Linked DNA regions of Homo sapiens: region 1 is linked to region 2. A link is an interaction called in ENCODE POLR2A ChIA-PET data of the cell type or tissue named here. Cell type or tissue: HepG2. All regions are shown on one strand.

What was found. ChIA-PET counts read pairs that join two places held together with the same protein. Peaks named below come from ENCODE experiments on the same cell type or tissue, not always from the same donor. Only the 100,000 strongest peaks of a DNase experiment are listed, where the experiment ranks them.
Region 1: POLR2A ChIA-PET joins it to region 2 with 6 read pairs; 1 of 35 experiments calls an interaction of 5 or more read pairs at or near these places.

The regions. Positions count from the first base shown.
Region 1 is chr3:52,493,836-52,497,835 of GRCh38, forward strand. It overlaps STAB1 (stabilin 1), which reads left to right and starts at 1,503. Exons shown (of 69, transcript NM_015136.3): 1 at 1,503-1,656. The coding sequence starts at 1,579. In HepG2, no CTCF peak of the experiment used is centred here; a DNase peak (open chromatin) is centred at 2,106; H3K27me3 peaks cover 265 bases.
Region 2 is chr3:52,175,036-52,179,035 of GRCh38, forward strand. No RefSeq gene overlaps it. Among named protein-coding and RNA genes, the nearest start is that of ALAS1, 21 kb to the right of the region's middle. In HepG2, no CTCF peak of the experiment used is centred here; DNase peaks (open chromatin) are centred at 1,966, 2,306 and 2,776; H3K4me3 peaks cover 1,082 bases.

The sequences.
Region 1 (4,000 bases), 320 kb after region 2:
GGCTGTGGAGAGGTGGGTGGCGTGGCCAGCCTGGGTCCCAGGCCTGCTTCTGTTCCCCCGTTTCCCTTGGTGCCAGCAGAGTGGGGGTCCTGCCTGGAGGACCCTTCACCCCCAGGAAGACTGTGGGTGTGGGGAATGTGGGGAGGGTTTCCCCTTGCAACCCCCATCCCAGCCAGATCTCAGGCCTGCCTGAAGGCCCCTCCAAACTGATGGGAGTGGAGGTGTGCTGGGGAGGAGAAACTTTCCCCAACCTGGCCTTTACCAAAGCATTTACAGATGGCCACCGGGCTCTGGCCCACTCCTGTCTCCCCAACTGTTACGCCGTCTGCAGTTGGGGGTAGTGACAACTGGAGGCAAGGCCCACCACGTGCAGCCCTGGCACGCAGAGGCCCTCAGCCTGGGCCCACTGCACCTCTTGGGGGTGCTGGCTGTGCAGGCAGTGGTGGCTTCAGACAGTAGCCCTGGGATTGGATATGAAAACTGATTACCTCAGACAAGCTACCCAGCCCCTCTGAGCCTCAGTTTCCCCACCAGTAACAGAGGGATCATAAAAGTAGCCACCTCCATTCATTTATTCCTTCTGCACACGTGTATTGAGCATCCACTGTGCGAATCAGCCAGACAGCGCCCCTACTCTTCCACAGCCAATGTTCCAGGGGAGACAAATGAAACAAGCCAATGTCAGCTGGTGGCTGGTGCTGCCAGGTGAACCAGGTGCAGGGCCACCTGCAGGCTGAGACCAGGGAGGCGCTCTGAAGTGGTGGCCCTTGACCTGAGACCACCTGTGAGAAGGAGCCAGAGTGTGACAATCTAGGGTAGCAGCACATGCCGGGAGAGCTCACTGAAGGAGCAGAGAGGCCTGCGCGGCTGGAGCAGACCTGTCTGGGGAGAGTTCAGAGAGACCAGCCAGCTGGAGAGGGGTTTGGAGGTGCTGCAGCAAGCTGGCTGAGCATGGGCTGCTGAGTGGAGGGCAGATAGGGAGGCAGGGAGGGTGGATGGGGGTTGGCGGGCAGGACCAGCGGCTCAGGAGTGGCTGGGGCTAGTGAGGGGATGTGGGTCTGGTGGGCTAGCAGGGTGCCTGTAGCGAGTCAGAGCCCCATGAGCGCCCTGGAGTTGGAAAGGTGGAGGCAGGAACAGACAGACCCATTCAGGGGCTGCCCTGCCTTCCGCCGACCAGCACCCCAGGAGCCTCTGAATGAAACACACTGGGCTCGCAGGCGGGGGACTCGTTCACGTGTGCCTTTGGATTTGCTTCAGAACCTCTGATAGAGCCCAGGTCCCGGGGCTCATGGTGGCCTGGACTTCCAGGTTGTGATGCCAGGAGGGTCCCAGCCGGGAAGCCCCGAGCAGGGCTCAGGCCGCCCATGGGGGGTCAGTGGCCAGCACCTTCCCTTCCGCCTGCAGGCTGCTGATATGCAGGAGGAAATCCTGGCGGGTTCCTGTGGGGGTGAGCTGGCGGGGCCTCCGGGCTGCTTTTAAGGCCACTGCCCGCCCCGTCCCGCCTGCCTGTGCTGTGCCTGCCTCCTAGAGCTCATTCCCTACGCCCCGACTCTGTCCTGGACAGCGTGCCCACCAGCCATGGCGGGGCCCCGGGGCCTCCTCCCACTCTGCCTCCTGGCCTTCTGCCTGGCAGGCTTCAGCTTCGTCAGGGGGCAGGTAAGTGTGAGCCAGTCGCAGGGGCACACGGCGTCTGGGCCCTGCCGGCCAGCGGTGGGAACAGGGAGGGACTGACATGGAGGGGCAGGGGCCTGGGGAGAAACCGCAGCTGGCGCCTGTCTGGCCTCTTAGCAGGCCTGGGGGCTGGCTATTGTGCCCACCTCCCCAGTCTGAGGTCTGCGTCCAGCCACCCAGGGTTCAGGGGTGTGTCAGCCCACCCTCCTCTGACTATGCGGGGCCGGGGCTCCCCAGCGTGCAGCTGAAGTGTACAGAGGCAGGCCTGTCCTGCCCTTCTGGCCCAGACGGAGGCCCAGGTCTTATGTGGCCCTCACCTGGGGGTTGAAGATGTGATCACCTCCAACCCCCGAGGACTACAGATTCACGTGGGGCAAGTGTGTGCACATGTGTGTGCCTGTGTCCAGCCCCAAGAGTACCGGGAAGCAGAATGAGTCACTCACCCTTAGTGTCCGGGGTTATGAGCAGCTGGCAAGGACACACTTCAGCCTCAGAGCTGCCACAGAGCAGCCACAGCCCCGGGCAGGTCCCCTTGAATCCTCACAGCCTCGGGGCAACTCCTCCTGTCCTCCTCGTGAGGAACCCGAAGCCCTAGGATGATGGGGACAGGCCATTCCCACTCTAAAGCCATGCTCCAAACCCCTGCCTGTGATGGCCATCCGTGTGTGCTGGCGAGCAGACAGGGTCCTGGTATGCAGCCACAGCCAGCCCCTCGGTCAGGTCCCTGTGACAGGCTCCTGGCTGCAGGTCTGCTCAGGCCCCATGGTAGGGGCCTCTGGGAGCTTCTGGAAGAGCCTCCCACCCTGGTGATGGGGGTAGTCTCTCTCCTGTGAGGCTGAGCGTGTCTGCCTCCTGGAGCAGCAACCACTATCCCCATGGCACAGATGGCCAGACTAAAGTCCAGAGCGGGGAGGACTTGCCCAGGATCCCACAGGCAGTCCAGCCAGGGGCCTAGGCCCCCTGCCACCATCAGGCGCTTTCTCTTGGATGCCTGTGGTCCCTCAGAGAGGCAGCAGGGAGAAGGGCCTCACCAGCTTCAGGACCAGGCCAGGGCTGGGGACAGGAAGATATGAGGCTGAGAAGGCGACAGTGATGGGGGAAGAGCCAAGGGTTCCAGGGCTGTGCTGAGAGCCCTGCAGGTAAGCTCCTGCCCTCCCCTTAACTCAGTTTCCCCCTGTGTACCATGCAAGGGAATTTCAAAGGCCTCCGCCACCTCCTCATGCTCTGGGCAGTGAGGACAGAGGTCAGTGAGGGGCCTCAGATTCGAGTTTTTTCCTTGTCAGAGACCTATGGCTCTGACCACTCCTTGTGGATGGGGCTGCAGCAGTGCTGGCCACTCTAACACAGCTACGTGGCCTCTATCCCAGCACCCTGCATAGCCGAGAGCCACTGTAAGTGCAGTTGGCCCTCTGTATCTGTGCACCCTGTACTTGGGTTCAACCAACCCTGGATTGAAAATATTCAGGAAATAAAATGGCATCTCTACTGAACATGTTCAGACTTTTTTTCTTTTGAGGTGGAGTCTCGCTCTGTAGCCCAGGCTGGAGGGCAGTGGCGTGATCTCGGCTCAGTGAAATCTCCACCTCCCAGGTTCAAGCGATTCTCCTGCCTCAGCCTCCCGAGAACTGGGATTACAGGCGCCCGCCACCACACCCAGCTAATTTTTGAATTTTTAGTTTCACCATGTTGACCAGGCTGGTCTGTAACTCCTGACCTCAGGTAATCCACCTGCCTCAGCCTCCCAAAGTGCTGGGATTACAGGTGTGAGCCACCGTGCCCAACCCCATGTTCAGACTTTTCTATGTACATAGCATTTACATTGTATTCGGTATTATAAGTCGTCTAAGGATGACTTAAGGTATACGGGAGGATGTGCATAGATTATATGTGAATTCGATGCCTTTTTTTTTTTTTTTTTTTTTTTGAGATGGTGTCTCTCTCTGTTGTCCGGGCTGCATTACAGTGGCGCTATCTCAGCTCACTGCAACCTCTGCCTCCCAGCTTCAAGGGATTCTCCTGACTCAGCCTCCCAAGTAGCTGGGACTACAGGCGCACACCACCACACTTGGCTAATTTTTGTGTTTTTATTAGAGACAGGGTTTCTCCATGTTAGCCAGCCTGGTCTCGAACTCCTGATGTCAGGTGATCTACCCTCTTCGGCCTCCCAAAGTGCTGGGATTACAGATGTGAGCCACCACTCCCAGCCTCGATTCCATTTTATACCAGGGACTTGAGCATCCACAGATTTTGGTATCTGAGGAGGGTCCTGGAACCAGTCCCCCATAGACACCAAGGAACAACTATATTAGGAGTGGAAGCTCTGAGGGGA
Region 2 (4,000 bases):
TCCGCCGTGTCATCATTCTGCTGGCTCATGATATTTCAGGCCTCAGCCTGAACGTCACCTCAGAGTCGCATCCTCTGACCCCGCCCCAGCACCCTCTCATGCCTCTCTGCTCCTCACTCCTGACATGTTGTGAGTTTATCATTCATTTCCCCTATGACTATGAGCTCCCTGAAAGCAGGGACCACACCCTGCTGGTCACCGGTGAATGTGGAACACTTGGCCCTGGCCTGGCACGAAGAAAGATCACTCAGATTTGTCTGATGAATCAATCCCCAAAACCAGTGAGCCTGAGTGCACCAGGGAATCCCTCCCACCATCTCCAGCGATGCTTCCACTCAGGGACTTTCTGTAGGGTGAAGAACAGGGGATTCAATTCCACAAGTGTTCGGGGAATGCCAGCTGTGTGCCGGGGCCTGTGGTGGGGTCACCAGGCTCTAATGGAGTGGCAGGTGTATACCAGCCCCTGAGCCTGCCTCAGCGGGAGAAGCAGGTGACTAGCACCAGAGTCCTTGCTCCAAGGAAGCCAGAGAGGAAAAGGACCACCAAGCAGGTTGAGCTCAGGGAGTGTCCTCACGGGGGTTCAAGCCCAGCACCAGGGGTGCCCCTCGGGTGGCAGGATCAGGGGTTTCTGAGAAGAGGAGGAGAAAGCATTTGGTGTGTTGAGGGGGTATTGAAAGACAAGCAGGTATTCCACAGTGACGTGGGTGCCCCAGACCGTGGAAGGGCAAGTGTGGGACAGAAGAGATGCACAGCTTTTTGGGGCTGAGACAGGCAGTAGCAGGCCCGTCTGGTGCAGACTCACTTCCGCTGCCTCCTGCCCATCAGCTCCCTTACCTCTCAGGGACTGTCCTGCTCCCCACAACCCAGCTCAGCTGCAAGGAAACGAGGGGGTCATTCAGGTGACAAAGGCCCCCTCTGATGAGTCATCCTTGGGTCTCAGGTAAGCCTAACCCCCACAAGTCACTCACACACTCAGTGCCAGAGCAGCCACCCTGTGCAGGGGCGAGACTGATCCCCAGAGAGGAGGGGCCTTGTCTTCTGGTCCTGGACGAGCACAAAATGGACTCGGACAGATGTGGGGTGATTGTACTTGTCAGCCTCCCTGGGGATCACTGTGTGCTCCCTCACGCAAAGCCCCTCTATGGTTCCCCATGCTCCTGGGATGAGGTCAGACTCTCCATTGCCTGCCTGCCCCACCACCTCTTCAGCCTCGCCTTGCACCCCGCCCCACCAGGATCACCCCATGGGCCAGACCTTTCCAGCCCATTACCTGCTCTAAGCTGTTCCCTCTACCTGGGAGGCTCCTGTGTCTGGGATCTTTTTGAAAAATCCTGCCCCCAACGTTGGTTCAGATATCCTGACCTCCCATATGCTGCCTCTCCTCTGGATCCCACAACCCCACTCCAGGGCTCTGGCTGCTCAGCCTCCCCCAGGCCAGCTCCTCCTCCACTGTGGCTACAGGAGCCAGATCTTAATCCAGCTGAGGATCCCTGTTGTCCTGGAGGGAGGGTCCTGTCAGTTCACTCTGCTGCCCTCTTTATCATATGTGATGGATGAGGGCGTGTGCACCTGTGTCTGCATGCATGGCTGAAAGGGCGTGCATGTCTGTGTATGTGAGTGTCTGTGTGCATGCACAGGTATGCGAGTGGGGGTACAGCTGTGTCTGTGTGTCCATGGCTGCGCCTCTGTGTGCACACGTGTGGGTGTGTTTGACTGTATCTGTATGTGCATCTCTGAATCTGTGTGTGCATGGCTATGTCTCTGAGTGCTGTGTGTGGTTCATGTGTGTGTGCCTATGTGAGACTCTGTGCATGATCCTGCGCCTGTGTATCTTGGTTTGGGTTCCTCTAGAAGCCAACCCTGGGAAAGGATTCAAGAATAATTGTAATTCATTTATCTGGGAGGTGATTCTAGGCAACAACCGGAGGGGGCGTTATGAAGCAAGTGACTTCTGTGGGAGAGCCGGGCTCAATCCTGCTGGAGAGCTGTGGGACAGGCTGCAGAACATGCCAGGGTCACCCCAGCTGAGGCATGAGGGAGTCGAGAGGTTTTTCCACCCATTCTTAGCAGCCCTGGTTGAGACCTGGCATTTCCTGTCTGCCCTACACACAGGCCTCAAGGCCCCCTGGGCAAAGAAAGCCCTCAGGCACAGGGTCTCCAGTACTGGCAGCTGGAAGTCAGGCTTGTGTCACCCAGATTTGTCTGACAAATCAATGGTGACACATTTTTTTTGTCCGACAAAAAAATGGTGAGTGGGAGGGGCCCAGGCGCAAAGTCAACACAAGCCTCTCCACCGTGTGTCCATGTTTATGTGTATGCGCTGTGCCCCGTCATGCCACCTGGACGCAGGGACTCCAGTGACCTCTCCTTGCACAAGCCTCTGCTGGTTTGGGAAAGATTGGCATGACATCAGCCAAGCTCTGGCCTTGCCTTTTTTCCCTCCCGGAACCCGGCTGGCTCAAGATCTGAGCCGTGGATCTGCACCCACTTTGGGGAGTTCCTGCCCTTGGGCTAGAGTAGAGGCCAAGAGTCAAAGTGTGGTGGGGGCTGAGGCAGCAGGATCGCTTGAGCCCAGGAGTTCAAGGTTAGAGTTATGTTTGCATCACTGCATTCCAGCCTGGGTAAGAGAGCGAGACCCTGCCTCAAAAAAAAAAGAGTGGTGGGGGTAGGGACAGGGAGATGAGGAAGGCCCTACAGTGGAGAAAGCACCAGGACCAGAACCCAGCCCTCCCTTGTCTGAATCTTGCTGCCCACAGGAGCCTGGACAGTGACCAGGGAAGGTTCGAATGCCACACAGGTGAGCTTGGCCTCTGCTCTGTAGGCAGTGGGAAGTGCTGGGAGTTGGGCATTCCTGTGAGGCGCATAGTCAACATTGTGAGTAGGGCTGGATGTCGAGCTGTGAGAGGGAAACTAGAAGCTGGAACATCTACAGGAGGCTTTTAAGAGAAGCAGAGCGGCCAGGTGCAGTGGCTGACACCTGTAATCCCAGCACTTTGGGTGGCCGAGGGGGTCAGAACACTTGAGGTCAGGAGTTCGAGACCAGGGTGACCAATGTGGTGAAACCCCATCTCTACTAAAAATACAAAAAAATTAGCCGTGTGTGGTGCTGCATGCCTGTAGTCCCTGCTACTCAGGAGGCTGAGGCAGGAGAATTGCTTGAACCCAGGAGGCGGAGGTTGTAGTGAGCCAAGATCGAGCCACTGCACTCCAGCCTGGGTGACAGAGCAAGACTCTGTCCCCAAAAAAAAAAAAAAATGGAGCAGAGCTGGGCAGATTGCGCAAAGCCCTAAGTGTGAGAGGTGACTAGCCCAGGGCCAAAAGGGGTGTGACTGGGATGACACTGGCAGGGGGTTAGTTCTCCTCTTTGGGGAGGGGTAGTGGCCAGTTACCACTGTCTCAGCAAGGTTTAGAAATTCAGGAGCTATGGGACAGGGCCAATGACAAGGGGCCAAAGAATGGGGAAAGGGGGAGCTGCCAGGTCTCACTGGGAAGATCTAATGGTTATTGGGCCAAGGGGAGTGGAAGGGGTTACAAAGAAAGTGTGAGAATAAATTGGGGAGGGTGTCAAGGAGCAGCAAGGACAATAAGGAGGAGGCTGGGGTGACACTGGAGCACCCTCAACAAAGAGGGAGCATGGAGGCTGCCAGGCCTGGAGACCTGAGGAGCAGCAGGCAGAAGGGGGCCCAGCCCCAGGGAGATGGTGACAGCACAGAGATGCAGCAGGGGCACTGGGCAGTGCCAGGCTGTGAGGCACCAGAATATCCAAATGCACAGTTGGGAGCAGTATCAAGGACTAAGGCAGCTGTGGGGTTTAGGGAGACAGTGAGAGGCACCCCCGAAGCCTACTGGGGCAGAGCAGGAAGGAGCTGGGGCTGGAGCCTGGGGAAGCCAGGACCCTGGGGGAGTCTTTAGGAGCTAGCACGGAAGGCTTGGGGTCTCCCCTGAGGTTTACAGGGCGGGGTGCTGTAGAGGGTCAGGGGATGGGATCAAGAGAGAGGGT